Linked DNA regions of Mus musculus: region 2 is linked to region 1. A link is a loop called in an ENCODE intact Hi-C map of the cell type or tissue named here. Cell type or tissue: heart. All regions are shown on one strand. Links, peaks and the distances in the headings refer to the core of each region. The heading gives the core; the rest is flanking DNA. Region 1 overlaps Gm34799 (a long non-coding RNA gene). Region 2 holds the start of 4930452A19Rik (RIKEN cDNA 4930452A19 gene).

Evidence for each region. Hi-C counts contacts between places; a loop is a spot of excess contacts. Peaks named below come from ENCODE experiments on the same cell type or tissue, not always from the same donor. Only the 100,000 strongest peaks of a DNase experiment are listed, where the experiment ranks them.
Region 2: it touches region 1 in a loop (2.2-fold over the local background); 5 of 42 quality-filtered maps call a loop at or near these places.

The regions. Positions count from the first base shown.
Region 1 is chr17:9,837,019-9,853,481 of GRCm38, forward strand. Gm34799 (a long non-coding RNA gene) reads right to left here. Exons shown (of 2, transcript XR_003952248.1): 2 at 7,690-12,348. Among named protein-coding and RNA genes, the nearest start is that of Gm34799, 62 kb to the right of the region's middle. In heart, for the core only: a CTCF peak has its summit at 8,624 (motif pointing right); a DNase peak (open chromatin) is centred at 8,793.
Region 2 is chr17:9,760,769-9,777,231 of GRCm38, forward strand. 4930452A19Rik (RIKEN cDNA 4930452A19 gene) reads right to left here and starts at 15,098. Exons shown (of 4, transcript NR_045433.1): 1 at 15,075-15,098; 2 at 14,111-14,318; 3 at 8,618-8,811. In heart, for the core only: no CTCF peak of the experiment used is centred there; DNase peaks (open chromatin) are centred at 4,003, 4,473, 5,133, 7,693 and 1 weaker place; H3K4me3 peaks cover 1,428 bases; H3K27ac peaks cover 1,901 bases.

The DNA.
Region 1 (16,463 bases), core at 4,024-12,023:
CAGCTGAGAATTTGATTTTGTTTTGAGCCTATCTTGGGATGACAAGCTGCCAACCTCTATTCAAACCCACTGTTCATGGTACTCCTATGCCGCAGCACTGCTTAAAAATAGATGTTAATTCCCCCCAGGAATGAACTGAGTCTGTGCACCTGTGCCTTCCCATCTCACGAGGTAAACCCTGTCAGCTCCCTGACAAGACGCTCGTCAAACACGTTTGGTCCCTACCCTTGTACTGTGAGACAAAAAGGATCCAGGAACCACTTCCCCAGGGAAAAGAATCTTGCTCATTAGGCAATGGCTATGGATTCGCTTTTGCTATAAACTCATTCTATTAGTTCCAAGAAATCAATTGCAATAAAAAAAAAGTCTCCTAAGGATGAGAAGAGAGGCTAGATGGTGTCAGAGTTCTGTGCAATATGAAGTCTTTTTGAGAGACAGCAGGAATGAGACCCATTACCTCATCCCAGGCACATTCCAACCCCACCCTGGGTTCAGACACTGGGCTCTTTCTTCTAAAATTAGAATGTCCTTGGTCTTTCTGGGCATTCTATGCTCTGTGCTATTTCTCTGTGTCCTGTGAATTGTGGGTGTGTTTTTCTTAATTTACAGAGACCACTTAAAAATCTCATCCAGTAATGGTTTTGTCAGGCTCTGCCTAATGATGAGTGGTGTTGGGGACTGTTTCAAAGACATCCCTGCAGTTCATTAGGAGATGAGGATGTCAGACTGTCAGACTACATTGCATGCATCCCAAGACTGAACTGAGTCTTTCCCAGTCCTCCTCCCAGAGAAACAGCCTCAAACCTGTGAATCCCATGCAATAGAGAGTAAACAAATCGGCGGGAGGGTCACAGCACCAGTGGGTTCCTCCTGATGGGAACTAGTCAGAATTGGGAGGGATTTGGTCAAGGATGCTCCTCATGCTGAATAACAAACACAGCCGAAGAAGCTGCCTGTAGCTTGTCATGGGTTTGGGGAGCTCACCTCTGACATCAAGGAAATATTTATATGTGTGTGTATATATATATATATATATATATGTATATGTATATGTATATGATGTATATGTATATGTATATGTATATGTATATGTATATGTATATGTATATGTATATGTATATGTATATGTATATGTATATGTATATGTATATGATGTATATGTATATGTATATGTATATGTATATGTATATGTATATGTATATGTATATGTATATGTATATGTATATGTATATGTATATGTATATGTATATATCTCACTCACATTGCCAATTGCCAGTTTGCAGGGTTAACTTCATAAGAGATGGCATCCTTATTTACCTTTGGGTTCCCTAGACAACATCTGGTATCAGTCATTTTGTGCTGATTCATAGCCCCCTGGATGGGCAGCATTAGTCACATCAGCCCATGCCAGAGCTCCATATCTGCATCTTGTTGTTTAAGCATCAACTGTCTCTCAAGGTCCCCTGCTTCCTTCAAATGCCATCTCCATTTTCCGTCTCTCCCACACAGGAGATGACCTCCTTCTCCCACCACAGCCTCCAAATGCAAATCTGTCCTCCAATCCACTGATTAACCTTCTTGGGGGAAGACGAACACAAACAGTTTCTGACAGTCGCAGCAGCTTTTAGCAGAAGATGGTCAGATACAGTGGGGCAGTGGGAAACCTTCTGCAGCTGAACACAAAAGCCCCCTGTGTTCAATATTTTCTTTGATATGCAAGCATTATTTACATTTCAAGTCAAACATTAGTACATTTATTTATTTCTATGTTTGTGTGTGTGTGTGTGTGTGGTAGAGGTAGGGCAAGGGTTGCACATGCCGCAGCTTGCATGTGGCGGTTAGACGACTACTTGCAGAAGGCAGCTCTCTCCTTTGACCATGGAGATCCCAGGGATCAAATCCAACTCCTCAGGCTTCGCAGCAAGCACCTTAACCACTGAGCCATCTTGCTGGCTCTATTTCATTTATTTAAAGCCTTGAAAATATGCTGAACGTATAGCTGGGTGTGAGAGCCCTTTTCTGGCTTATATAAAGCGCTGGATGCCTACCTAGGACCAAAGAAAAAGAAAAATATTATATATATATATAATAAATTTTTATAGATATTTGGAAAGAAAATTGGCTGATGGCCAAGGTAGTTCTGATAAGCATTAGGCTAGTTCAGGCTCAGCTTCTATGTAGATAGAAAGTGTGAACATTCAGGTAAACAGCTACAGAGAAAGCTCTCCTGTGCATTGCACGGAAACATTGGTAGGAATTCTCTGTCCTGGAGAAGGTCAAATGGGTAGCTCTACCCCAGGGAGGCTGTCACCACGACAAGGTTGTGCTGCAAAGATGAAGCTGCTGAGTGCGGTAACCCTCCCTTGTCTGGGGCTGGAGGATTAGCACGCTTGCCTGGACTGATGGAGTTGCACCTACTACCCACCCTCTTCACCTTGCATATATGATGACTGTTGTTAGAATTAGCAAATGCCTAGGCCAGCAGAGGGATGCAGTCAGTAAAGAGCATCCCCCTTGAATATCAGAGCTAACGTCCACTTTCAATGTTCTTCACATTAACTAAGTGAAGATGAACCAAGGCTCCACTCGGTTATTGCAAATGCCAAGGTCTCAGGCTTGGAAGCAACGTGAGCTTAGGAGCAGCCTAAGGGTCATGGCATCACTAAGTAAGTAGTGCCTACCCGGGTTCTCTCTCTCTCTCTCTCTCTCTCTCTCTCTCTCTCTCTCTCTCTCTCTCTCTCTCTGTGTGTGTGTGTGTGTGTGTGTGTGTGTGTGTGTGTGTGTGTGTGTGTGTGTGTATTCTTCCCTGACTACATAACCTTCTAGAAATCTCTTAGGGGACCATTGCCAGGAAAGCCAAGAGAATGGAGACTCTATCCCTGGAGATAAACTCAGAGCTCCATACCCTCTCCCCAGGAATAGTCAATTCCCAAGAAATATACTAATCTTTCCCTGTACATCTTAGACAATGCCTGGTCGCCCATAATTCCAGAAGAGTTATACCATTGTAAAGGGATGGGAGGTTCTACTACAGAAAATGCTAACAAAATTTCTGCAGTAAAAAAAAGAAAAAAGAAGAAGAACAAGAAGAGAAAAAGGAGTGATGTCTCTGAAGAGGTGGCGGATGGGAATTTTGCCAAAGGGCAAATAAACAAGATCCTGGAATTCTTTTTATTTATTTATTTATTTATTTATTTATTTATTCTTTTCCATTTTTATTAGGTATTTAGCTCATTTACATTTCCAATGCTATACCAAAAGTCCCCCATAGCCACCCACCCCCACTCCCCTACCCACCCACTCCCCCTTTTTGGCCCTGGCGTTCCCCTGTACTGGGGCATATAAAGTTTGCATGTCCAATGGGCCTCTCTTTGCAGTGATGGCCGACTAGGCCATCTTTTGTTACATATGCAGCTAGAGTCAAGAGCTCCAGGGTACTGGTTAGTTCATATTGTTGTTCCACTTATAGGGTTGCAGTTCCCTTTAGCTCCTTGGGTACTTTCTCTAGCTCCTCCATTGGGAGCCCTGTGACCCATCCGATAGCTGACTGTGAGCATCCACTTCTGTGTTTGCTAGGCCCCGGCATAGTCTCACAAGAGACAGCTACATCTGGGTCCTTTCGATAAAATCTTGCTAGTGTATGCAATGGTGTCAGCGTTTGGATGCTGATTATGGGGTGGGTCCCTGGATATGGATCCTGGAATTCTTGTTTGTAGAATATCTTCCCTAACAAGCAGAGGGCAGCATCTTCAGATCACTCTGGTAAATGCTTCCCAGGATGTCGGGCCTGATTAAGGATGTGTGAGGGTTATTGAGTTCTGAATTAGATGCACTTTAATAAAACAGTGGAATGTTCTTATCTGCCCGCACCTGCATTGATTGTGTTCAAAAGGTCTGCCCTTGGATCCAGGTCAACGATTTTACATAAACTTACAGGAGATTCAGACAGCATGTTCGTTTGTCGATTCTGTAGCCGTCTGTTTGTTAGGCTTCAGTACTCTGAGCCTAGAAGACGTGGCTGCTGCTGCTGCTGCTGAGGAGTTTATTTTTTCCTCTTGTTACATTCCGCTTAATCTTCTGACCACACTTAATTTTCTGAAGACTGTATCAATAAGAGAACTGTATTTCAAGTGTTTTATATCTGAAGAGGCCTTGCATACAAATATGAAATACCCAGTTACATTCACTTTGGAAACGTAGACACAGATCAAAATAACACACGGTGAGCATTTCACAATTAAAATTAAGAGCACAGATTCTGGCAGTGGGCAGATGATGGCAAAACACCAAGGGAGTCCAATGTGTGTTTTATCTACTTGTTCATAAAGGAACTATGTCTGTAGCTGAGACTGAGCAAAGTAGGGCAGGAAGGAATGGGGTCAGCAGGTCATTTGCAGAGGACTGTGATCAAACAGAAATGTGCTAGTGTTGCCTGACAGGGCTGAGCACCCACCAGTATTCCAGTAGGACCTGAATTGATGGGAATGTGAACAAGAGAAGAGAGTGTATTGGGAGTGTATTGTACTGTAGCAAATTATATACATGTACAAAAATCTCACAATAAAACTCATCACAGATAAGTGATGATTAATGGTTAGTTCTCATATCGTATAGACTAGGTTAAGGGACACCAGTGTGGTGGTTTGAATATACTTGGCCCATGAGAAGTGGCAGTGTTAGGAGGTGTAGCCTTGTTGGAGGAAGGGCGTCACTGTGGGGGTGAGCTTTGAGGTCATAGTCTTCAGCTCGACCCTTCTCCTGGCTGCGTACAGAAGGAATAGTCTCTTCCTGGCTGCCTTTGGATCATGATGTAGAACTTTAAGCTCCTTCTTCAGCACCCTGTCTACCTGTAATCTGCCATGCTTCTTACCATGATAATAATGGACTGAACCTCTGAAACTGTAAGCTAGCCTCAATTAAATCTTGTCCTTTATTAGAGTTGCCTTGGTCATGGTGTCTCTTCACAGCAACGGAAACCCTATGACACCCAGATACGATAGTTAGTGTCAGTTGTTAGCTTGAGAAAATCTAGAATCACTTGGGAGATGGGCCTCTGGAATCACCTTGATTACATTAGTTGAGGTGGGATGACCCACCCACTGTGGGTGGCTCCATTCCCTATCCTAGACAGTGTGAATGGAGAAAGGAAAGTGAACACAGCAGGCTTCATTAATTCCTCTCTATCCTGTGAGTGTGGATGGGAAGTGAGACAAAAGGGTCTGAGGGAGAGGGTGCTGCTTTTGCCTGTCTGCTTTTGATAAGTGCATCCACTCTGTTGCTGCTGCTGACACTGCAGAGGGTGCTCTGCTGACATTGGAATCCTGCCTCTTTAGCCTACTGCCATGGACAGGAAGACCTGCAGTGCTGCAGGAGTCTTCTAGCCCTTTATCATAAGATTGGGACTGCTGAAGCATTCTGCCACATGGCCTGAGAAACTATTGGGTTCTTGGGCTCACCAGTGTCCAGGCAGGCAGCCATAGTTGAACTGCCCAGCTTCTGCCATGTAAACCTGGCATTATATGTTCATTCCATGTGTTCTGCTGCTCCAGAGAGCTTCTTTACCCACAGAGCTCTCTTGGCTCTTGGATATGTGGCTTCAGACTGGAGTTTCACCACTGGCTCTATGGTTCTGAGACCTTTGACCTTGCGATTCATGACACCTTAGATCTGCAGCTTAGAGATGTTCTATTGTAGGGACCCACATCCCTGTTATGGAGTGGGCTAATTCTCTTTTAAGCTCTCTCCTGTGTCTGTCTGTACTTCCGCTCAGCTCTGTTTCTGAAGCCCTGACTACCCTGTACCTGAAGCATATACAGAGCACCTTCCATTTAAAGGGTGAAATGGAGAACTTGAGCAGATGCAAGATCTTCCCACTTCAGGCTCCTCCTCCCACTGCAGGCTTGTCCATCAAAGGTTCCTTAGCAGGTAGAGAGTTCTGAACTCCTGGGAGTCACTCAGCCTTCATGACCCCTCGGAGAAGATATTTAAGAGTTGAAAAGGGATGAGCATGACCAAGCTGCTCAGTCATTTTCAGCCTTAGACCTTCGTTAGGACAAAGGGAATTACCAGAGAACTGCTCTGCAGGGATGTCAGAGAACAACTGACCTTTGAGTAACAGTCTGTATTGCATAGTCCATGTACTGATTCTCTGGAATCTTAAATGTAAGGAAACAGAAGAAAACAAAATTTATACTTGTCACAATTATACAAAATATACACAAGTAATAGCCACTTTCACCATTAACTCCATAAAATATACACAGGTCTACTATGGAAATTTAAAAGCTATCACAGCTTACAAACACAGAGTACACTTGAGTTCTGAGTAGAGAGAAACGTTAATGGCAAGAAGTAAAATGTCTCTGAGCTATGCACACATGACTCCTCAGTGTTGACAATGGCCATTCCATAGCCACCTCTAGCACTATTAGGTAGGATCAAGTGACCCAGACATTACAGGACCTACAGCAAGAGTGATGTATAGCTCTGAGGACAAGTGACCACTCACTCAGGGGTGAATACTTTTAACCTGAAATAATAATGCAAGCTCCATAGATACTTTTCCTGCTGCTGTGACAGGCAAAGTCAGAAATTCATGGCTTATTCTTGCTCATAGTTCAAGGGTAAAGTCCACTATTGAGGGGTGGGGGTGGGGGAGAGCTAAAGTAGCAGGGGCTTGAAACAGCTGGTCACAAGACATCCACAATCTGGAGCCAGAGAGGAATGACTGAATGCTGCTGGAGCTCAGCTTGCTTTCTCTACTCACCCAGGCCAGGATTCCAGCCAAGGAATCATGCTGCCCACAGTGGGCAGGCCATCCCACCTCAGTGCAATCAAGAGTCCCCCTTAGGCAAGCCCTGAGGCCTGTCTCCCACAGGGTGCTAAATTCTGTCAGGTGAGGTACTAATGCATGTTAATTGGCTGTTTATGGAATGTCAATGGAATGTTCAGCAACAGCCCGTTGACTGTCCTTATGTTTGGAAAACTCAAACTCAAAACCTAGAGACGGATTTGTACTGCTAGTACCAGGGTAGCCCTCAGCGAGTCCCAAGTTCCCTATCTTCCAACTTAGTCCCCATCACTCTTGTCCAGTCACTCCCACTCACAATGGGGCTGTGAGGTAACATTCAGAAGGAACAGCACCAAAAAGATTGGATCTGGACCCAAACGGCCATGAATGAAGCCTGAGAAACTCCCTCTCTTTCAGAAAACAGAAATTATAGGGTCTGATGCTGGCAGGGAAGAAAGGTGTATAGGGCTGTAAATAGGTTAGCCCTGATACAGTGGCCACGCATGGCCCATTACTGACATTATCCTCTTCAGGGGTGCTCTGCCCATTAGCCAGGAGAGTTATAAGAATGAACGTGGATAACGAGAGACCAGAGAGTACTCTTCATATCCAGTCCTAACCACACTGGAATTACTGCAGGGTCTGTTTGTCCCTTACCCCATGCAGATTCAGAGAGCCTCTTCTTCCTTCCCTCCAGTTGAGGTGGATGGGAAGGGAGGGTGTGGTGACAACTAGGGAACAAGACCAATGAGACAGGACTAGGATAGGGTTAGAAACCCCCTGGCCCTATAAGCCAAGACAAAGGGAGAGGGCACAGAAATGGCTGTACTATGCTTCCAAGCATGTCAATGTCAAGGCTTCTCCTAATAAATCAGGGCTGTGAACAGATCGCAACACACTCTGAGACACTAGCGGACACTTGTTGATGTCAAGTACCTCGAGGCCTTCACACTATACCTGCATCAGAGCATCAAAGCTTGAGAAGTGGATGCATTTCAATGGAGCCACTTACTCTTTCATTTCAAGTATATTCCTCAATAGATTCTTCAAGTCAAACAAAGGTACAATTAATTGAATCATAGACACTGAAGAGCACAGAAATAGAACCACAGATGAGAGCTCTATTCACACTCTAATTGCTTCCTGCAAACATAGGCCTCTCCAGACACCACTGCCTTAAACTGTACCTGTGCACCCATAACCCTATAAACCAAAAGCAAACAACAGCCACATATGTGGACCAAACACACTTTCAGCCCTATGCAAACATTAGGAATCTAGATCTCCATAGACCAAGTTGCTTACAGTAGTGTTGTCAAAAGGCAGAGGACTTGTCCCAATACAAACCATAAAACTAGGAAGTTTAGTATGCAGTTGGGTGAATCACAGAAGATTGTGACCATTCTAAGACAGTGAGGAGATGGCTCCGTGGCTGCAGTACTTGCTACATACGCATAGGAATCTGAGCTTGGGTCTGCAGCATCCATATGAAAGGCTGCTGGTAGCAATACACAGCTGTAACCCGGCATGGGGCAAGGACCCTGGGGGCCCCATGACCAGCTAATTCAACAGACATAGTGAGCTTCCAGGTTCAGTGAAAGAGTGTCTAAAAAAAAAAAAAAATCAGTCAGCAAAGCAATGGACAGAGGCAGCTCAATGTTAATGCTGGCCTCTACACATTCTTGCACACATGAGAGAACCTGCACAAATACAGATACACACATACTTACAGGAAAACTGGGATTACATGTGGGCAAGATGTTTCATACCACACTGCTGTTGGTGCTTAAGGAAATGGCAGGTCACCTGACATGGTTGTCATGCTCCAATACCACCTCCAGATGGCATAAAGACCATCTCAGCCTTGATCCACAAAGGAAGGGCCAGGGGCACTATGGATCTCTCCCTACTGTACTTTAGGATTTAATGTTTGAAGCACACGCAAAAGTCTGTGGTCCAGCATTGACTTAGTTCTGCCAGAGCCGGGGACCTGGGAATGGTGGTTTTGTCCTGGATAACTGGGGAACCACCAGCTGAGTGCATCCCAGGCTGAGCACTACATGAAGCCAGAAATGTTTTTCAGAAAGCAAGAACAGGAACGAGATTGACTTGTTTGTCTGCAGCCACGATGAGTCATTTGGCTGTGAATAGTTGCTGTTGGCTATGAATGGCCACTGTTGATAGAGGGGCAGAAGAAATATCAGATTCTTCCAGCATCTAAGTGTTGAGTCCAGGAGTCAGGCATAAAAAGTGTTTGGGGGAACTACTGCTGACCCTTGCCAAATTTTATTCGTTCATGGCAAAATGAGGGGGAAAAAATGACAGAAGGAGTTTTCTGTAAACTTAAATACAGTCATGAATATTGTCTTATTTGAGAAATTAATTTTCCATCCTGCCTTCCATGTCAAATATCCTTTTCCTTGTGCAATTATAATGCTCTGTAAGATAGAGTAGCTATTTGATTTTGTTTATGATGTCCTTGCTGGCAAAACATGAGATGGGTGACACTGTCAGTCTGCACTTTCTCTCTCAGGCTTTTACCAGCTGGGAAATGGAAAAGTGAAGCCGAGAGAGAGAGCAGGAAGGCAGCTGCCATGAGGGGTGAGGGGCCTTTACTCTCTTTCATTATAAACTTTTGGCAAAAATGACTGAATTGTCTCAGCAACACCCAAGAGCTCTGGTGAGTGGCTGGCTCTGTGTGTGTGTGGGGGGGGGGGGGGGGGGGCTGAGCACCGGAGTGTCCTCCTTTGCCTCCTAGGCCTCCATTTATGTTCTAGGCCAGAAAAATAGATGGAGGACCTTTTTAACATGGAGCACAAGGTATTAAACAAATGTCACTATGTCAAGCGCCTATGTCCCTCATTAGAATTAAAATCCACAGTGTCCTCATCTTTCTAAACACAAGTCATGCCAAGATGCAGTTCTAAGGACAGGAGGCAGGCAACGTGCTCTGCGGATGAGTCTGGAGAAGAGTGTGGGTGAGGGGCTGTGATTAGTGTTTCTTGGTTCAAAGTTGCCTCCCGATCACTTCCTCTCTGGGAGTCTCTTTCCAGCCAGTTTCTCTTAAGTCTTTTAGAGCAGCGCGTCCTTCACCTCCTGGAATTTGCTGTTTCCTTTGTTTTTTGCTCTCTTGACCTACAGCAGTTCATCTCTCTAACCAGGGCCACTTGCTATAGAGCGTTTCCATCTCCAAACGTCTGGCACAGGTTGGACCGGAGACAAGCATGTCTTCTTCAGTTTAACTGTCTGGCGGGACAGACCCCTCCCACCAGAGTCCTGTAAATGGGTTCACCCGCACCTCTGTTCTTGCATCGAACAGGTCTGCCTATGACCCCATGCTTCTCTCTTGGCAATCATTTGCTCAGTCACTCAACAGATTTTATTCTCGAAAGTATGTGAAGAAGTGGCTGTGTTCTCAACATGTGTGATGCTCTCATCCTCAGTGGCTTAAATGTCTCTCCCTCACAGGAGAATGCCTTGAAGGAGGTGGTGTGGCCATTGCCATTTCCAGTGCTTGGCACAGAGTGTATATGTAGACAGTGCTCTGACAAAGAGAAAACAGCGTAATCATGTCCTTTTGAGGACACTCTGTGTCCTGGGCACTAGGGAAGCAACATATGTATTAATTAATTATGTCATTGAAAACTCCACATTGTCCTACCCCTTATTTATTTATTACCCCTTCTACAAAAAAGAAACTGGGGTTCAGAGAAGTCAAGTGATTTGGCCAAGTTCAAGCAGATGATACCTGATAGAGTCAGGATTCGAGCACAGAAAATTGGTTCTAAGTTCTTCTCAGTAGAACATTGCACCATTCAGTCACAATGCTTATTGAATAAGTTAATGAATGGACACACCCCAGGAAGCAGAGATGATAACATGGCTAATAAATGCTTGCTATGTTAGCAAGCACGAAGCCCTGAGTTGGATCTTCACAACTCACACAAAAAAATCCCCAACCTGTTGGCAGGTAGAAGGAATCCCAGAGCTGGGGAGACAGGTGGGTCCCTCGGGCTCACTGGCTAGCAAACATAACCAAATAAGGGAGGCCTGAGCCAATGAGAGCCTGTGCCTAAAAAAAAAACCGAGGTAGGCAGTACCCTAAGGAATTACACACAGGTTCACATTTGCCCTCTGCATGTGCACACATGCACACATATGTACCCCCACTAACACAAACAGACTTATATAATAACATGTGCTAGGATCACAGGAGTGCTAGTGTGATGTGCCCTGCAACCTGGTGCTCCTTATAAATTCAAATAGCAGAAGTTCCCCCCATCAGCCTCAAATTCTGAAACCTTGCTAAGTATTTCCTTTAACAGTTTACACATGTGTCTATCGATTATAGGTGGTCTCACAATGCATTCATTGCAGAGCTGTTTGGGAAACGTTCCATAATGAGCTCTTCCACAGAGCTGAACATATTTCCTATCTCCTGAGTCCTTTTCTAATTCTCTTAACTCAGTCTGGGAAGTTTAACATGTAAATACGTTTACTTCAAGAGTTCACATTTTAGTCAGAAGGGGGGAAAAACAATTAAGCTGAAAATTGATGGTTTTGGAAAAGATACAGAAGGTTCACAGTATGCTGATTGGAAAAAATTCTAATGAGTAAATAAGAAAGAAAGAAAGAAAGAAAGAAAGAAAGAAAGAAAGAAAGAAAGAGAGAGAGAGAGAGAGAGAGAGAGAGAGAGAGAGAAAGAGGGAGGGAGGGAGGGAGGGAGGGAGGAAGGAAGGAAAGAAGGAAGGAAGGAAGGAAGGAAGGAAGGAAGGAAGGAAGGAAGGAAGGAAGGAAGAAGGAAGGAAGGAATAGAGAAAGAAAAAGGAAAAATGTGCTTTCCCCTTTTCTCATTCACTGACTATTGACTAAATAAGTACTGGATGAGGGCTGTCCACAGATTAATTTGTCAGTTCGGTGTGCAAGCTCCCCTGAGCTCACTACAGCTTGGACTCAGTCCTTTCACCTAATTCCATTACAGCGCAGAGACTGGATAAAAGGAAAGATGAATGATATTTAAAATTAGTATTTCCCTACCCAGGGCTATTCTACAAATCAGATAGTATCAATTGTTTTCCTAGTCCCAAGTTGATAATTTCAGAGACTCGATCCTGACCGCCTATAAAACAGAAACCCCCAGTGAGCTAGAGTCACAGCTGTGGCTTGCTCCCACCCCCCAAGCAGATTCATTCATTTGGACTTAGATTTCAGCCTAGACAGACTCCCATGGAAGGAGAGGGTGGGAGCCTGAGTTTGGCAGCCTCTGAAGACCTTGAAGAATTGGACCTCAATGCCTCGGCACGTCTTTGTGAAGATCCTTTCTTACTGGCCATTTAGTTTTCCTCTCTTGAAAGACATTCTTTAGTAATGTGGGTCACTTAGAATCTTAAACATGGAGCAGACTGTTACAATGATGCCATTCAGGACTGTGCAGGAGGCAGGCTCTGTGGGATCATACACAGGAACTGGGACACTTAGGCACGTTCCCAAGGACTCAGCAGCCAGACACTGGACACAGGGCAGTCACTGCTTCCGGGCCAGGAGACGACAGGAACACTCTAGGGAGAGAAAGAGACACTGAGAATAATCTGTCCTTTCTGGTTTTCCTTTTCTATTTGTCAGAAAAAGTCACACTGATATATATTTAAGAAAATATATTGAAGATATAAATATGGTTTTATTGGAGGGGGGTTACAAAGTATAATACAGAAAGTGGTAATCTAATCTGTTATTTCATTAGCAAAATAAACAAGGAGGGAAGTAAGTATTTTAACAAAGGTCTAAGTTTAACTTCCAGATGTCGGACCCTTGAGGCCTTCATGCTCCTATTATTCGAAGGCAATCATATTTTTAAATCTTATATTTAATGGACTTGCCTGAACCCATTTCTCTTGAAATAAAAAAAAAAATCTAGGGAAAACAAATAGGGGGGTCTCAATGAAAACAAATTCAAAATGCACTATAACAGCCTACATGTCCTCTCATCAGTGAGCCTACCCAGAAGTTCTCAGTGATATTTAAACTACCCTCAGGGACAATAAAGCAAAGTGTATTGATACTATCTGAAACCGATGTATTGGAGGTCACATTAGTGTCACTATTTAGAGCATGTTGTCCCCAGAGGACACTCTTGTCATGAAGCATTACTAAGCAAACTAGAAGAGGGGCCAGTGGGCCAATATTTCAGCCATGGAGAATCAAAGCAAGCTGAAGAACCCTTTTCTCTAGCAACGATGCTTCACCAAAAGCCCTTTCTTATGCAATGATGGCCACTGAAAAGCACTGGCAGACACTTTGGAACTTCACTTAAACCTATAACCATGGCAGCTTACTTGGCAAGTGAGCTCTCTTAACAAGGCAAAGAAAACCAACCTTGGGATTCCTACATTTTCATTCATTCATTAAGAGAAAAGTAGGGGCTCCCTCCTGCCTCAGCAAACACAACACACACGGACACATGCTCAGGCTTGCAGTTCTGGAAAGCTCCTCTCTAGGGCTGAGGCAGGCCAGAGAGATCTGCAGTGTCATCAAGGACAATGTACAGGACTTCAGTGCATCTGAAGTTGCTGCCCCAGACAGAAGTGGCATTCCCTCTGTTACATGACTCTATCAAGGCCAAAGACGTCAGTTTCAGTCTCATTGGAGAATGTGTTCTGTTCATTTGCTGTTGGTCATGGAGCAGAGACTGCGATTAACAGTAAGGACCCTAAATGCTGGACAACAATGGTCTCTGGTTCTTCTGCCCCCTGAAAAATGTTCTCACAACCTCAGTGCAAATGTTGACTTCCTACAGGGTACCAACTATCAGCAGCACAGTACACCATGACATAAAAGACGCAGTGTAAGTGCTAGTCCTAGCCTTTTGTGTGATATCAAACCCAGCATTGGTGTCTCTGGTTCTCAGCTTCTCATCTAACAATGAATGCACCAGAGCCCTCAACCATGACACAGTCACAAGAAGGGGGAGGGGAGGTTAAATATTGAATTTGTAGATCTCTCTGTGTGTATGTGTGTTTATATATGTGCGGGTTCACATTCTTGTGGGTGCCTGCATGTAGAGGCCAGAGGTCAACTTCAAGCTCAGACACTTTGTGCCACCATGCTTGGTTTTTTCCCATAGGATCATTAGTCCTTATGCTTATATGATATACACTCCTTGCCAAGCTTTTAAAGAAACCCTTTTCTCAGAAAGAAAAATGATTATTAACTCGTGAATCTTAAAATGTGTGTGAGTAGAAACAAGCCTAGGAAAAGACCCAACCTTGTAAGTATAAAGGTCCATCTTACGCTAGTCATTCTGCTCTGGGAAAAGCTATGGGAGAAAAGGGCTGAAGAGATGGCTCAATGGTTAAGTGCACTTACTGCTCTGCTTTTCCAGAGGACCTGAGTTCAAATCCTAGCACCTACATCAAATGGCTCACAAGCACCTGGAACTCTAGCTCCAGAGGACCTGACCTCCACGGGTATTTGTACATAGATGCATACACTTGCACACAGACAGACAGACAGACAGGCAGACACATAGACAGACAGAGTATAGCCTTAGATGTTTCAAAACCTACTTTAATAAGGGTTCCTAAATGCTTCAACCTCCCTTCTAGCCCACCAACCAGAAGTAGGTGAAAAGAAAGGTTAATAGGAAATGGGCATTGTGGATCTGTTTAGAAGTAGTTCTTTGGGTGATTCCAATCTTCATTGTCAGTACATCAACAATCCATTCCAAAATACGGAACACAAATCAATAGTAGTGGCTCCATCCAGAAGAAACCATAAGGTTCCATAGCACAAGTCCTCAGAAGCAGCAAGAAGGAGCAAAAGCACCACAAGAAGTTCTTTGTTTCTCTCTATGAAGTCACAAGCGACGATCAGAGAAGATCAGCAAAGATCAGTGAAGAGCAGCCAAGCATTGCAAGATGTACCAATGCAAGAGCGCCCTCTCACTCTCTGTAAGATTATATTTATAGTCTTTCTAAACACCATGCACCCTCTCCATCAAAACATCCATTTGTCCTCTCACAAGACAGGTTCCAGAGAAACATCACATGACACTGACTCTCCTAAGAAACTAAAAATATCCATTTCATAGACAGACAGACAGACAGACAAACAGACACACACACAAATAAAAAGTAAAACAACTAGCTGTTTGCAGTCAGTTTTTGTTTCCAATATGGTGTCTTTCAGCTTTTTAAAATATGGTGAATGCCCTCTATCACTGAGTAAGTCAGGGCAGGAACACAAGTAGAACCTGAGGAACTTGCTCACTAGCTTACTCCCCATGGTTTGCTTAGCCTTCTTCCTTAGATAACCCAGGACCATCAGTCCAAAGTTGGCAATGCCCACAGTACGTTGGGCTCTCCTACATTGATTATCAATCAAGAATATGCACCAAAGCCAATCTGATAGGGACATTTTCTCAACTGAGGTTCCCTCTTCTAAAATGACTCTAGCTTTTGTTAAGTTGACAACACTTTGCAGCATGGTGGAGACAGAATAAATGTTGAAATATCAGCTGGTGAAGGTACATGTTTAAAGGCTGGGAAGCAGGCCAGCCATAGATCGGCAGCCCTGCGGGGTGTGCATTTTCAGAATCGTGAAGCAAATAAACTGTCCACACACAGATAACTCCTCAGAGGTAATGAACATGGGCTCAAGGCTTCAAACAAATGGGTGCAGCCTGGCCTGCAGCACACCTATAATTTCTAGATGAACTAATAGCACCGATAGCCAGTGATGGATAGATATCTCCAAGCCACCTGCAGCTGGTCAGGACTGTGCAATTTTTGTAATGTCAGATGTATCCCAGAAGGCACACATTGCAGCAGAGTAAGGTTGGCTGAAGACGGTATTTCTGATAGTTTCCAATGATTCCAGGAGGATGCTGGAGACTGAGCACGACTGATACCATTGTGAGGTTAGGAGGGGATAAGAAATCCAGTCCTGAAAAACTGTCATGGCCCTCATCCACAGAGACCAATGGTAAGGCTGTTACTTATAGGGTGGCAGACCCTGCTGGTGTCCCGCACCATCTAAGTGAGGCAGGAAAACTGCCAGAGCAAGCTGGACAGATTTAAAGAGCTCACCAGAGGAGAAGGGAAGGGTCTGGTGAGACAACACACAAAAGGGATTGAGTCATGGCTACCATGAGTAAAATTCTCAGTAAGTCTCCAGTTTGTGTGTCATCCAACGGCTGCCAGTTTGAGGACTGGATTTTAAGATGATGTTAATTGAGGCATGGATTGACTCCTCAGAGGCTCATCATGAGTTTGCATACACTACCCAGGGCCAGACCCTCTTGGAAGACTAACTGAAGAGGTCAGCTCAGGACATTTGGAAAATTCCACCAGACCAAAGCACATAAAGACCACTCCCTTCCTGAGAGGAGGTTAATGGTAGGCACCCCTCCCTTCTGGGATTACATTTCCCAGGTAAACCACAGAGCAGACAGACTGTTGGCCATCTACAGACAAGGGAAGTCCTTGCCACCTTATTCCCTAAGGACAAATCAGTTGAAAAGTCACACTGTTCTGCCAATCACATTGTGCCTAGTTGCTGTTGCTCTATTCTACCCCTGAAGACTGTATATAAAAACTCACTGAATGGGCCACCCAGGGTTGACACCCCTACACCCTAAAACAATAAACTCCTCTTGCTTTTGCATCTATCTCTGGCT
Region 2 (16,463 bases), core at 3,303-11,302, 77 kb before region 1:
TTAATGGCCATGGGCCGTGGAGCGACACTGTTTAACCAAGGTTACTCTTTTTTTTTTTTTTTAACCTCAGTGCTATTTTGGTCTTGAGTGTGCTTCTGGCCTTTGTGGTTTTATGGAAATTCAGTGTCCTTCAAAGGAGAGGAAAGAGTGATGTACACCCAGAAGAAATCTGGTTTCTCAGCTCAGGCCTTGGAGAAGCTGGGAAGACAATATTCTGAGCTGCTCAGCAGCTGTTTCTGGCTTCTGTATGGTCTATCTGTCCTCCAGTCACTAGTGGAATTGCCATCTTAGTCCCATTTAGGGATCTGCTGTTCTCTGTGGCTTCAATCTCAAAATATTCTGTGACCGAGTATCCCCAACACTGCCCAAGAAACCCACACGATAACTCATAATGAAGAAGGTTATTCAGTTCCATTCACTGTTAGAGAGGGTTTAACAAAAATGCCCAAATGAAGGCTCTTAATTGGAGCTGAAAATAATAAACAGATGGATGGATAGATAGATAGATAGATAGATAGATAGATAGATAGATAGATAGATAGATAGATAGATAGATAGATAGATAAACAGATCCAAGATTCAGAAACATTTGTTCTGGGTACAATTCATACTGGAAAACAAATTGTTCTGTAATCTATAAATCCCAGAGATGACCCACATTGGTTAGAATCTCCAGTCTCTTCCCAGTTTTGAAGGAATTTGAGTGGCTACGTCAGGGAGAGTAAAGCTAACTTCCATGTAAAGTGAATGAACACCTGAATTGGAGGGTATAAAGATGGCCTCTTTATCAGTTCAGGCCAGTTCTTGGACTGAGGGAAGCTCTCAAGGCCCGAACCTCCTTCCTTATCATGACTGCAACATATACGGGGCTGCATGGTACTCAGCCTCAAATCACAGATGGGGAAGAAGGATGCAGATGGAGACTAGCTTCCCAGCCACAGTGACAAAGGAAAGATGGCTACCACCTCTGCTTTCGTGCCCATGGTCAAGCCTGGTCGCCAGGTCTCAAGTGTAAGTAAATGAGGCTGGGAAGTAGCATTCCCAGCAGACCAACCATTTCCCAGAGATGAATTTCAGCCAGCCTAGAGCAGGCTGCATTTCCAAGGACAGACAATAATCTCTGACATGTAGTCATTTAGTAGTGCAGTTGACCCTTGGAGCAACGTCCTTGATGCCGGTAAATCCATCTCACACCTTTGGAGTACTCAGGAATCTACAATTCTCAAATATACCAGCAAACCTGTTCTGTCTTCATCACTCGTGGGCAGATATAACTAATTCTAAAAAACATCCTTACACTGAATTATGAATTTATGCTCAGGAAACTTCATACAGCGCCCACCTGTTGATGTTGCTTCTACCTTTCTAGAATCGTCTGGATTTATCTTTATTCTCCACTTGACAGGTTTTCAAGAGACCAAAAGAGCCTTGTGCCTCCTTTAGATGGTTAATTTTTCTAAACATTCTCATCTTCACATTGGGTTCTGTTGTCCTTCACACGAGAATACTCAGGTAGTGATGGTTCAGCCTTTACAGGTAGTTTAGCTAATGGGGTCTGGAGAGATGACTCAGCAGTTAAAAGCATGCACGTACACATACATACTTTAAAATAACATATCTTTAAAAACTATTTTGCTAAGAATAAGAACACAATATCAAGTAAACTGAAGCGGAAGCAGGGATGGGGAGACAGGATGAGAACGTCTCAGTGCACCCCCATTTCATAGAGAAGCATTGTTTGAGCCTCTTTCCTACCCCTCCTGCACTGCCTGCCTGACTGTAGGTGGGTTACCCGTGGCCATCTGTTTTCCCACCAAGCCTCCCTCAGCCTCTGTGCACTGTGGGGCATGGGTGCTTGTTTCCAGTCAATGATTTCTGAAGCTTAGAAAAGGAAAACACAGCAGAATTAAGATGATAACAAAGGAGGCCTGAGACCAAAAGGCCCTGCATGTGGGCTTCTCATCCCCAGAGCTGCGCTCTGTACGGCGAGGTGGCCGTGTATCAGATGCTCTGTCTCTTTGCACCTAAAAGAATTAATAAAGTTCAGATTAAATATTAAAAAGAAAAGCTCTAGCCCACTGCTCCTGCAGGAAGGCTGAGAAATGGAGAGTTTATACTCTGCAGGGCTGGCTTTATAAAAAAAAAAAAAAAAAAAAAAAAAACTTAAGAATACTTTTTTTGTACAATTAAATTTTGCAATTGGAAATTGCACCGTGTATAAGAACACTTTACGTTGGCTGTGCTGTTCTGTTCAAACGATCCAGAGACGTAGTTGGCCTCTTGTTATATTTTATTTTGCTCTATTTTGATGGGAGAAAAGGGAGGCAGAGTTGTGAACAACCTCTTAATACAGTTTAGAAACTTCGTGTGCAAAGGGCACTGATATAGTAATTACCGGTTTTCTTTTATCAGCCGCCCTCCTTTGTCACCTCTGCTATTTAAAGTTACTGTTCACACACTGTGGCTAATTCCTTTTGTTAAATTTCACATTGAATGCAGCTTCCTGAATGTTTGTTATTGCGGGCCTATGGATGTAGGCTTCTCAGATAAAGGAAAAGCCGGGTGCATCCATCTGTAGGCAAATTGAAAATGAGTTTAACCCCTTGACTTCCGCGTCTCTGCACCCTTAGGCGGAATGTGTTCAACCGGTCTGACTGACAAGATTTAACAATGTAGCAACATCTGTGTTTTATTTTTTAAGGGCATTTTCTAGAACATCCAAAGCAACTGTGTCTATATGACCTATATGGTAATGCAAAGAAACTCACTTGGGGAGGAGGCCCAGGACCATGGCTGGGGAAGAGGAGAAAGAAAGAAAGAAAGAAAGAGAGAGAGAGAGAGAGAGAGAGAGAGAGAGAGAGAGAGAGAGAGAGAGAGAGAGAGAGAGAGAAAGAAAAAAAAACCAGCGACACTTTTGAAATTGGAAAAGGTCTATTTTCATTACTCCCGACATATTTCCTGACAGCTCATCAGGTTATTGCCAACCAGAGGAGTTTCTAAGCCAAGAGAGGAAAACAGAAAGGAGAGGGAGAGCAAAATTTTGCCCCCCCCCCCCCGCCCCAAAGTAGCATTAGTAAGGGAAGCCGCCTGTTTCTCTTCTTTCGGTGTTTGTTTATTTGTTTGTTTGTTTGGGGTTTGGGGTTTTGGGCTTTTTCTATTTCAATTTTCAGAAAGAAACGGAGGTGGGGAGAAAGCATCAGAAAGCGATCAACCGCGTCTTTTTCTTCCTCTCGGGCTAATTTTGAAACAAGAGAGGCGAAAAGGTCAGCCACATGGGAAAGAGAAGGGATTTTTGCATTGTTCATGGGGGAAAATTCAACATTGTTTGATTCGCCCCTTAAACATTTGCTGAATGTCCCCTGCCCCGACACACTGTGGTGTTCCCAACCTTGTACGAGAGAGAAAACTCACTCGGAGCTCTAAAGGGCCAGGAAGACTGACGCAGACAGGCAAACACACAGGTGGGGAGGAGCTGGTGCAGGGGAATGACAGGAAAGGGCTGCTAAGTGACAGGACAGTCAAACTCTCCAGAGCCTCCCAGATGACCACCTGCAGAATCCATGCTCCCAGAGGAGGGCAGAACAAGCCCTAAGACCCTAGGCCAGAAAAGGGCCATTCGTACTATAGAACGCATTATGGTGGATTTGAGACCAGGAAGAGCATAGGGATGAGGCTACGAAAGCTGCCAGACCTAGAATTTTATCCAAGGTCCATGGGGGAGTTAGTGGAGGTCTTTATCTGTCGATTTAACAATTGTTGTTAAAGAGACTCAAACTCTGGGGGGGTGGGGGGGAAGAGAGAGGGAGGGAGGGAGGGAGGAGGAGGAGGAGGAGGAGGAGGAGGAGGAGGAGGAGGAGGAGGAGGAGGGAGCATTGCCCACATTTATTTCACCCAAACTCCACCCACCTCCTAATCAACGCCTTCTCAATTTTATTTTATCATGTCTTGTTTTTGAGACACAGTCCGGCGTGTAGCGAGCTGGCGTCAAACCTGTTATGTAACTGAGGAGCTCTTTGAACTGCTCTCTCTCCCTACAGCCTTAACCCACCCCCCACACCCCAACCCAATACAGGAATTCAAGCTCCGGGATTGGCCCGGAGCTTCCTCTCCACCGTGGGAGCTGCCTGCCAGCTAAGCGCCCCTCCCCACAATTGTCCTGCAAACTCTTAATTCTGCTTCTTTCCCACATAAATAATTCAGTGTGTATCACACCGGAACACTGAGTAGTTCCTTAAACGCCGCACTCTAGAGATCAAACAGCGTGCCTGTGTGTAAGAGGAGACTGTGCACGTAATTTTCATTTTACTTCGCTCAGATCAGAATACAAGGACGGCTTCATGTCCTGCGTCTGGTTGATAGTCACTTTATTCCCTCTTAATCTGTAGGCGCCTTTTCATTGGAGGGTTTAAAGTAAGGGGATTTCGTACTTCTTGCGTGTTAAAATCTCTGCTTAAGCCCTGTGTAGTGAGAAGCTGTCCTGAGAGCTCGCTCTGTAGAGGAAGTGGCAAGCTGAGGGAATCTGTGATGGCGACCCAGCAGCTTGTGGGAGCAGTCCACACTCAGGCGACCCCAGAGGAGGAGAAAAGAATTCAGAAGAGTATAAGGGACTGTATACTGACAGTCCCGGTTTTTTTCTTGGTAGAATTTAGCGGGCTGAATTTTCAGATTACAAATGTATATATATATACCCGCATAAATGAATCAAATTGCCAGTGGACCCACGGGTGGAAACATAGATGTATTAAAAAGCAAATTAGGTCTGTAACACGCTTAGACAAAAGTAGGATAATACAGCAAAAGGGAGTCTCAAACTCACACAATAACATCCTCTGTTTAGAATACCCCACACGCCCTAAAGTAAGATTGTTTCTAGTTACCCAAAATTGATTTCCTTTCAGAATTGATCTTTTTCCTTGAAATTCTCACTGATAATTTAAAGTGACAGCATGGCCTGGTAGAATTAACTATTCTTCCCAGAGAGACAATAAAATATCTGACTTTAAATTTAAATTCTATTAAGAAGACCCAGGCACTGCAGGTTACTTGAGCCAAGCCTGTAGATTATTTCTGGGTCCTGGACTCTTAAGGGCCAGCTGACCTATAGCCAAGCCCCATCCTACAGGCACGCCCCGCCCCACGGCCAACCCATCCCTTGTCTCTCCACTCTTGATGGCTTTGGCCAGATCTCCCTCTCCTGCCCTCCATTTATCTGCAGCATGTTTTCCAGTATTCTTGCAGAGTTAGGAGTGAGATTCTGAACACTCTCATAAACTTTGTTCTATGTTCTTGTACCCATGGGCAGCTTTCTGTACGCTCATTGCCCATTTGAATTGAGCTTTCAGAGCATCTAGAAGTGTCACTTATGAAGGCAGCCAGTATGCTCAGAGGCCCCTTGGGCCTCTCAGATCCTCTATGAGCCTCCGGTCAGTTTCTTAGGTCTGACTGCCACTTAGAGCTTTAAAAATGGAAGAGCTAAAAAAAGGAGGGAAAGAAGGTAAGCAAGAGAAATCCATCATGGGGACAGCAAGTTCCTTTCATTAATATTATTTAGCATTAAATGTCAACCAGCTCTGAAGCACCACAGGTGCAAATGAACAAATGGTCCCCCAGGTAGTTATTTCTACTCCTCGGGTCCATGCTGTCCCTCTCCCCAACAATGACATCAGGATTCGGGTTGCACACCAGTGGTCCCTGCTCCTTGTAATTTTGAGAGCATGTGCATAGCTAAAAATAAGAGTAATGCCTGCTGTTCCTGTCCTAAGCATGATGCTCACTGACAGCAAGTTCCCTGACTGAAGCAATGCTGTGTAGGACCATCTATCTCTCTCCAGTGATATGATTCCCATTTCCTCGGGTTTTGGCATGGAACCAATATCATTACTACAGGTGTGAGATAGACAGGGTACCAGCTACTGCTCCCAATTCTATGCTGTCGGCCTTCTGCATTCCTTCTGCATTTCTTGGAGAAATTTGAGGTTCCATCTCTCCAATGCCTGTCTTCTAGATAAGTTGTAAAGTGTAGATTGAAACAGTAGTAAATGTGATCTTTTTAAGCAGCAAACAGACAAGAGCTCTGATATTCTTTGATCCTGAGCCAGCAAGAATGACTGTCTAGGTAAAGGTACTTGTCACCAAGCCTAAGCTGAGAGGCCTTGAATTGAGTCCAGGACCCACAAAGTGGAAGGAGAGATCCAGCTCTTGCAAATTGGTGTCTGACCTCTTCATAAGTACTGTTGTATGCTTGCATGCATGCACACATACAAGCATGCACACACACAAGCATGCACACACACAAGCATGCACACACATAAGCATGCACACATACATGCATGCACACACAAGCATGCACACGTATAACAAATAATGATATATAAATGCAAAAAAGAGTCCTTTGATATTTTCATTGGATAAGAAAAACCCCTAGAGTTCCTTATATTTCTGCAAATGATAGGAAGATTAAAAAACAAAAAACCTTTCCCCTGATTCTACCAGAGCAGAGCATTTGGTTCTTCATTAGAGGCCTAGAAATCTGCTGAGCTCAATCCCATGCTATCGATATGACCCATTTCCCTCCCTAGAGCACCTTACAGATCAATAGCTCAACCAAGATGCTGTTCTCTGTGGCTTTCTCCACAGCCGTGCCTCCAACAGCATGGCCCTCATCCACTTGAGATGACTCTTTCACAGTCTGAAGGCTCTTCATTTCCTATAGGCGACGTAGGGTAATTAATAATTACTATTTTGATGGTGAGCATTTTGCCTTGTTCCAGCCACAGAGCTAAGCTTTTAATATAAGTTATCTCACTTAATCCCTTCAACAACTATTAAGATCTCTTCATTAAATGTATGAGGCACCTGGGATTTGGGACGTCTAAATAACTTGCCCAGAGTCACCTGACTGAATTATAGAAACACAACTCACGCACAGCTTAGGTTCTTATTCCTCACTTCCTTCTGGAAAAGTGCTTTTATTATTTGGTCATTAAAGCCACCCAACATCATAAAGTGGTGTGTGTGTGTGTGTGTGTGTGTGTGTGTGTGTGTGTGTGTGTGTGTTGTGTGTATGAGTGTTGTAATAGTTTGTGTACACATGTGTTTGAGTGTGTGTCTATGTGTATATTTATGTTATGTGAATGTTGTGTATGTGTGTTGGTGTGTGTGGTGTGTGTGGTGTGTATGTTGTATGTGTGTGATGTGTGTTGCATGTATATGATTTGTGAGTGTGTGTTGTATCTATGTGGTGTGGTGTATATGAGGTGTGTGTGTGTGAATATATGTGTGTGTTTGTGTGTGTGTGTGTGATGTGTGTATGGTATGTGAGTGGTATATGTGATATGTTTATATGTGTGTGTGTGTAATGTGTGTATGGTGTGTGAGTGGTGTGTGGTGTATGTGTTGCATGTGTGTGTGTGATGTGTGTTTTGTGTGTGATATGTGTGTATGTGGTGTGTGTATGGCGTATGAGTGTTGTGTGTGATATGTGTTGTGTGTGTGATATGTGAGTGTGTATGAGTGTGTGTGTGTGTGTGTGTGTGTGTGTGTGTGTGTGTGTTTACTGTTTGATCAAACTCATTTCTTTTGTTAATTTTCCAGCTGAGGGAGCTTCATAGCATTTCCTTATTCCTCAGGGAAGTGGATTCTTTGCAAGAACCCAAGGTCAGCTCCCTGCAGGGCTTCCTGTTAAGCAGGCAGGAAGTGTGCAGGAGTCTCCAGGAAGCCTGTCAGGGGGAGATTCCTGCAGTTGAAAGGGCAGAACCATCAGGAGCCAGGCTGGCCTTAGGAGTTGACAAGAAATAGATGGAATAATCTCAAAAATAGAACAGGGGATTGAAACTTTTGTTTTAAAATTAACAAATATTTTCTACTCATATGCTATGAACTATGCTATTCTATGCTCTTGGTCTGCAGTTTCAGTAAAAGTTTGACTAAATCCCGAAGAAGGGCTTCATTTAGGAAAAGCCTGGTTGTAAGCAGTGCAGAACTACTCTATCCCAGAGCCAAAGCCGGCTAGCAGCAGACAGTGTGGCAGCTGGGGGCAAGGGCAACTCAAAGGCACTGGTCTCTGATCCTAAGCACCCAGAATGCCATCTGCTGGGACATTCATCTTTAATAAATCATTGAGAACAAGAAACACTATGCTAGTTTGGGATTAGTAAAACCAAGTTCAATTAGGGAGTGAGAGAGAGAGAATTGTCTGGGTTCTTATGCAAGTACAAAGTGTAAATTTACAAGGGACAGGTCACATTCCTTCATGCCTCGTGAGAATGGTCTCAGTGAGCATCCCATCCTCCCATGGCCCAGATTTCCTCCATTTCCGATGCAGAACCTCAGTTGCATGAATGTTACAAGAATTCTCTGCCTAGACTGCCTAGATCCCACCAGGATCCAGCATGCCATTTCAAAGCCATTCATCCTGTTCATCTCATTTACTGTTGGCCTCTGATTACAGCACCCCTGTCAACTCTTTTTCTTTTAAGAAGGAAGTTGACAGTCATCCTTACCTTGGCTTGCTTCCTCCTCTAGTCCCTCATCAAGGAAATCATCAAGCATGCTCTGTCGCCTTTTTCCCAACTATCTCTTAAATCCATTTCATTCCCAAACCACCATCAGGAAGTACCTCACATTCCTGGTGTGTCTGCTACACAATCTTCTGTGGTGGGCAGATGGATGGATGGATGGACAGAAGGACAGATATGACCCAGGTCAGATCATGTGTATCATGACTGCATCTCCATGCACCATCTTGCTTTGCCAGTGTTGATGCCAAGTGACAGCTTTAGATCCCAAGGGTCTTGAGCATGGACAGTACCCCTTTCAGAACAGACAGAAACATGTTTCCTGATGTGACAAAGCTTTCTGTAGGCCTTGCATTTATCCTATCATAGGGCCATAGACTATCTCTTATCATTCCCTTCTTCCTGTGACCCACTTCATAAAGCTTGTCTCCATGAACTCCCAAGAACCCATTTCAGTTTCTGACATCTCAAGTCTTCTTCCTCTCCAAGTGTCTATTGAGTGGTCACTTCATTAGAAAAGGCCAACTTTGGGCTGGAGAGATGGCTCAGTGGTTAAGACTGCTCTTCCAGAGGTCCTGAGTTCAATTCCCAGCTACCACATGGTGGTTGCTCACAACCATCTGTAATGGGATCCAATGACCACTACTGGTGTGTCTGAAGACAGTATACTCATAAATAGATAGATAGATAGATAGATAGATAGATAGATAGATAGACGATAGATAAATAGATAGGGAGATAGGAGATAGAGAGATAGATAGAGAGATAGATAGATAGGGAGATAGGGAGATAGATAGATAGATCCTAAAAATATAATAGAGAAAAAGACCAGCTTTCTTTGAGAAATCAAAACTAGGAGTTGCAAAAACCTTCAAAGCAGATGTTGGGGTGTAATAAAATGACCCACTGATAACAGGGGAGATCTCTGGGACTAGTCAGGACATGGATAATCAAACAAGAACTGGAAGATTTCACAACATCACCTCTCTGCCACCGTGGATTAATCTGAGGGTGCTTTCCTTTAATAGGCAACCCGCATAAGTACACAGCAAGACGTGTTCCTTAGTAGAAACAGTTTAGATTTGCTTGCATCTCATTGTTCTGCACCCACAAGACCCTATGCAGAGGTAGTGTGACATGTGTAGTGCCAGGACCATGTGGACTTCACTCAACAAAATGTCCTGTGCACTACGGAGTCACATGACTAGGAGTTAACAGGTGATACTCATTTGAACTCTTTGGCAGGCACCCCAGCTTAGAAAATTCCTCAGAAGAGGTGACTCCAAGCAGAACTGGCATCTGACTTTAGGATAATGTTTTGGCAGGAATGTTGGTCCACTTGCTCACATTCTGTGTCATTGGCACTTGCCACAGACACCTGTGTCATTTTTTACACACACCCAGATAACACCTAAACACATGAGGTGGGGCAGGAATTGCAAGGTCTTCCCAGAGGGTCAAATGGAAAAGGTAGATCCCTTATTTTGGTCCTTGCCTGTCAGTTAATATTTTTCACCCTGAAGAAGTGTCTAAATTTTCCAACAGCGTCTTTAAAATTCTGTACAAGGCTTAGAGAGCTGAGCACATACAGTCATGTTTGAAATCCCTGAATTCCCTGACATAAGAACATTTTAAATTGCTAGGCGTTACCAGTGAAGTGACACACCAAGTGTCCATGTTGTATCCGAATGGATGGGTAAAAAGTGGCTTTTTCTGCCATTTAGATCTAAATCTCTCGTGAGTGAAGTCAAGACATAGTCTTCAAACAGGATGATTTTTGACATGTCTTTTGTGATTTTTCCATCACGAATGAGTGATGTGCATCTAATGGTATAAATATTTGATTTTGTTCCTCTATTATACAGAAGTTCTTTGTATATTAGGTGTGTAATTGGTCATCTACACTTTCTTGGGGTATCGTTTGCCTTTTGACTTTACACAACACACAGATGTACAGAGTCAGTTTTCAAAGTATGACAATATCACTTTTTTAAACATTAATCTGGACTTTGGATTCTTTTCAGATTTTTTTTCAGGATAGAAATATACCTGATACTGGTTTTTTTTTCCCAAGAAGGCTGACAAGTTATTTGAATATCACTTATTGTAAAAGTGTTGTGTTCCAAAGAGGTAGTGTGTGTGTTTTCATATCACTTTTGTATTATACTGATTTTTTAATTTTTTATTTACTAGTACTGTGTATCTAGATATTATACAAGTGGGCTTGCAATAGCACACATGAGGGCATCAGAGGACAGCTTTGTGGAGTTGGAACTCTCTACCATGTAGGTTCTGGGGATTGGGCTCAGGACATGAGGCTTGCATTGATCAAAGCTGTATGTGGGTTTTGAGTATAAGCATCAAAGGTGGCCCTTGGGCTTACACCATGTGGCAGAATCACATGGCAGGAGACACCTTTACCCTCTAAACCATCTCACCAATCCAGTCTAAACTTTCAATGTGTACTTGGAGTTCTTCCTAAACCTTTAATTTTTTTATTCCTCCGGTCCTTAAATGCACTTGGGGTTCTTACAGAAGATTTATATTTTATTGGATCTTTTATCTTCCTTTCCCAGTAAACTTCAGCATCCAGCTACCTGGCTTTGTGAAAAATGAGTGTATCTTATGCACATTTGTGTGTATGTGTATGTGGTGTGTGTGTATGTCTGCATGTACGTGTGTATATGTGTACATTTGTGTGTGTGTGTATATCTGTGTATATGTGTGTTTGTATTTGTATTTGTGTGTGTGTGTATATATGTCTGCGTGTACGTGTGTATATGTGTGCATTTGTGTGTGTGTATATATCTGTGTATATGTGTGTTTGTGTGTTTGTGTATATCTGTGTGCACACATGTTGCACTAAACTCAGAGATGATCCTGGAGGAAGCTGTCATGAAGATGACAGTACAACACTTGTATCCCGCTAAGTCTTTCTGGGTGTAGCAATGGGTTGTAATTGATTTTAAGCCATTATTTTTTAGTTTACTCTTATATATTTTACCTTATAATGCCACAGCTATTGGGGCTGTTCTCATTTTTTATGCGTGCTGATAGGCCATTTGTGAATATAAAGGCTATTGATTTTTATATGTTAATTCTATATTCTAGCAATTGATTACTCTTTTTCAATTAGATGAGTTTTACGATTAGTTCTTTGCAGGGAGTTCTTGGTATTTTATTTTGTCAGCTGAGATAATTATATTGTTCTCTAGCCATGTTGCCATTAATTCTTTACTCTGATCCAGTAGCATTGGCCAATACTTCTAGAACAATGTTAAATGTAGTAAGTCAGTGGGGATCATTTCAAAGGAATGGCTTTAGTGCATCCCAATTAGGACTGATTCTGGAATTAAAATTAGGACGTGCATTAGCTAAGCCCAAGAGGTTTCTTATCCTTCTGTCTTCCTCCCCATTCCTGTTTGTTGGGATCATGTGATGCCTCTCAGTCTGGCATGAAAATCACTGTCCTTGACCTGCTGTGTGTTTGGACTGTCCGTGTTCACAACTCTGCTTCCCTTCATACAAAGATATACAAGGTATTTATATAAATAATATATATTCTAATATATTAGAGATTTAGATTCCCAGCCCTATTTTTGCAAGATATTTTATAAAGAACGGAAGAGACTTTGTGACTATTTTCCATAGTTTTAGGGATAGTTATATGATTCTTTTCCTTAGATCTAACTATGATATATCAATATTCCTGATCAGCCATGGTGGAATGAATACACCTATAATCCCAGCACTCAAGAGGCAGAGGATAGGGGGACTGGGTCAAGTTGAAGGCCAGTATGGTCTACACATAGAGAACCTATCTCAAAAATCAATCAATAAATGAATGAATAAATGAATAAATATTCTTTTCTAATATGAATCAAATTTTCACAGTGAGTGACTTTGGATTTTCCCATCAGTGCTGACAAATGGGCTTGATCCACCATCTCTTGAGGGTCCCCCATTGTCTGTGGACATGACTCAGGCCTCCTAAAACTGATCTGGACATGCCCTTGCATCTGTTTCCTGGAACAGCACTTCCATGTGCACAACATCCCCTCGGACTCTGTATTCTCTAAGGAGTGGCACCTGGCACACATTTCTATTTCTCCTGCAGAACCTGTCTAAATATGTTATATCTATTAGGGGTCATTCTAGTAAACTTCACTGGACTGGGAAATGATCCTCAGGCTTTCCAAAGTTACCCACATCAAGGTGCATGGATGCTCATTGACGCTACCTGCATCCATGTGCTCGCGTGCTCATCTAAGTTTCCGGCATAGACGTGCACAGATGCTCATTGAAGCTATCTGAATCAATGTGTGCGGATGCTCACCTAGGATTTTCTTGGCTCTCCCTGGTCTCAGGCGCTCTTTATTCTTTTGTTTTGTAAAATCTTATCCATGTTTTCTATGTTTAAATTAACTAACACTTTTTTCTATTCACATTTTAAGAACACTTTCTCCTTACTAACATAATCTAGCACTGTCTCTACCATTCTGTCATTCTGTCACCTCTTCCTACCCTTCCTGTCATTGACCATTCTTGGTTGTTCTGTTTCTGTTTCTACTTTGATATTTTGTTTCCTTCTATTGTTTGAGGAAGATTAGGCTTCTGTCTCTTGCTGTGTAGCTCAGGCTAACCACAAACTCTTGCCTCTCTTGCCACACTGGACCCCACCCTTTCTGGAATCACACTGTGTACACAATCACCGCTTCCTCTTTCAACTTCTAGCTTTTTGTCCCAATTGCTTCCTTTCCATGTCTTTTCACGTCTTTAGATGCTTCCTTGAATCTCTTCAATTAAGTTCTCATTGTTAATCACAGCTCATTTCTGTTTCTCAGGTTGTTTTGTTTTCTTTTGAACTATATTTACTAATGTGTAAGCGTGTGTCTCTGGTTGTGTGCACAGGGGTTTTAGGTGCCTACAGAGGGCAGAGATGTTTGATTTCCTTGAAGCCAGAGTTCCAGGAGATTAAGAGTTGCCTGATGTAGGGGCTGGGACTTGAACTTGGGTTCTCTGAAGTGTAGCACATTTTCATAACCTCTGAGCCATTTCTCCAACCCTCGTAGCTTCTTTTCACTTTATCAGTTTCTATGTGCTAATTCCAGTATTCTGTTTTCTCCAGATGGGCTCGCAGAGCACAATTTGTGTTTTCTATTCTCCTTCCTCAACGGGGCAAGGTTCCTGCTTAAAATGTAGTTTTCTATCCATCTGTTGTCCTCTGGGTGGTTTTCTTAGTGGTTCTCAAGGTGGGAGAGACATATTGGTACACACCCTACTCTCATCTCCATTGCTCCTGTTTCTTTCTTTCCTCTCTGGCATGCCCCTGGTGGGCACCAGATCCCCTTATTCATACTATCCACAACATGAGAAAGTAGCATCTCAGAGGCCACAGCCCCCAATGGTGTTCAAGTCTCAATCCCTTCCCTGAGGCCAGTGTTCCAAACAGCAGGAAAGAAGGGCTTCTGGGGAGATGGCCTTGTCCATGCCATCCTGTCTTCCTGAGCCTTCCCAGCAGACCCTAGCCCTGAACCTAGCAACTTCTAGGGTTGGCAAGAGTGCAGGTAGAATCTGGTTACTTCTCTTCTTACATACTGCTCTGTAGGTCGGGCCGTCCTGCGTCTTCCGGGAAGTTGAATGTGTGATTCATGGGTGAAAACTCTAAGAGGAAGCAGCTGCACAGGGGTCACATGCTCTGCTCCCCCATACTCCCCAGAAGATTCCTCTCTTCTCCTTGACGGGTCCATCTTTCATGTTCTGTGCAGCAGGATCTAAGCTCCTGGAAGACCTGAGGTCAGACTTTAACAAAGGCAGAAGTGTGAGCACCAGGACGCAGCCATATTCAAAGGGGCTGGGAATAGACATCCCTGGGGAGTCCCTTGAAAATTAACTGAAACAGGGTTTGTGACAATAAACACCTGCCATGTTGTGCATTCTTTAAAATGTCACCACTTTATCCAGCTACTAGAAAACATCTTTCCGGGCTTCCCTGGGGACATACTTGACCCAACCTACTGGCTCTTTCAGGGGATATTCTAAGAACTTACATGGCAGGGATTTAACACCTACTTAGCCCAAAGCCAGCCTTCTTTTCAAAGCTGAATTGGCAAATCTGGAACAGGAAAGCACTAAACAATAAACAGGCATTTTCCTACAGACACAGAGACGGAAGCTAACAGAGCAGGCGCAGGCATTCTAATGCTGGGCATGCCATCTGTCTTTGCCTCTGCGCTTTTTGCGAATGTGGAGACAACTGAGCACTCTTCCAAAAGTGGACCCTGTCCTAAAGTAATATTTCTAGTTCAGGGGTCCTTAGTCACTGTGAACTTTTTCTCTTCACCCTGTCAGTGTAGAGTCCCACAAGCAGCAAGTGGGCCCATCAAGCTAATAATAGAAAAACCATTTTCTGACTTCCTTCCTCTTAGTTGCTCCATGATCCACCCTCCCCACTAGTACCCCAATCCACCTCAGTCCTCAGGACTTGCCTCTGGCTCTCAACAGCAGCAATGACTGCGTCTCAGTGAAAAGAGGAGATGGATAAAATATTACCCTAACCTCAGCGGCATGAGTAAAGCCCTTATTAGAATTCGGAGCCTACAGCTGGAACTTCCAGCATAGGACAGGAGATAAAGTTCCGTATTGTTAGCTCACAAGTGGCTTGGACTTCCTGGCAAGGGCAGGGAATTCCTCAGTCATTTATGCAAGTTTTCAGAAACGCTCCACTGTTCCCCAACAAAAAAAGCATTCAGGGTGAGAGTGGGGGCTCCCCCACCAGACCTGGAGAGTGGCTTTGGGGACTTGAATGGACGCTTCGTCCGGTGTCAATGGTCTCTGTGGGAAAGGCAGTGATGTCACCGCAAATGCATCTAGGGTTTTGCTAGGCCACCCTTACTTGCTACCCACTTCCTCCGTTGTTGTCTGACTTTCTCTCCTTTTCTTTTCCTCTCTCTCTCTCTCTCTCTCTCTCTCTCTCTCTCTCTCTCTCTCTCTCTCCCTCCCTCCCTCCCTCCCTACCTCTCTCCCTCCCTCCCTCCATCTCTTTCTCCCTCCCTCCCTTCTTCCCTCCCTCCTGCCCTCCCCGCTTCCTCTTCCTTTTAGCTTCTTTGAGGCCAGTACTTCCCTGCAAGTGCAGCTCAAATCCAAAGGCCCCCATCAGTGTTGTTGCCATGGCAATGCCAGCCTCCTACACGGTCTTCTTTTCTCTTTTCTTTCTTTTTGGCATAAAAAGTAAAAGAGGCTTGAAAGCAAGGGCAAGAATGAGAAGGGAACAGAGCCAGTTTGGCCCTGCTCGGTGTCCATGCTGGATGAGAAAAGACTGAAGCAAATGAGGGATAAAAAAAAAAAAAAAAAAAAAAAAAAAAAAAAATGACGGGACCCGCAAGTGAGACACAGCAGAAGCCTTTGAGGAGCAAAGTGTACTCTTTCACTTTCAAAGCTTCAAAACAGTCCAGACCTCTGCTTGAGGCAGCACAAGAGATGGATGAGCCAACGGACAACAGAAGAGTAAAGAAGTTGCCACAGGAACTAGGGTCCTACTTGCAAAACTGCATCCAATCCCAACATTTAGAGGCAGCTCCATCAGAACTCCGCCCTATCCTCAGAAGGGAAGGAGAGAGGAGAGCTTTAAAGGGGCTTTCATCTCTGCGAAGAGAGAATACTACCATGTGTGCTCGGATGTCCAGAATGCCAGCTCTACTGTAACCTGGCTGCAGAAACCAGTTCCAAAGGTGTCTGCTGTGTCTCCTCATCCATTGCCACTAACGCTACAAAGACGGTGACATCAGAAATCCCAGGATTTTCTCCCTCAGGGGACACAGTCTTACTTTAAACCTTCCAAAAGATCAGAAACATGTCATTTCTAGTACGCCTCCCCTACATTCCTCAAGAGTTGGGTAAAGCAACTTGAATCACTATTGATTCCTTCCAAGCCAGAGCTGTTAGGTG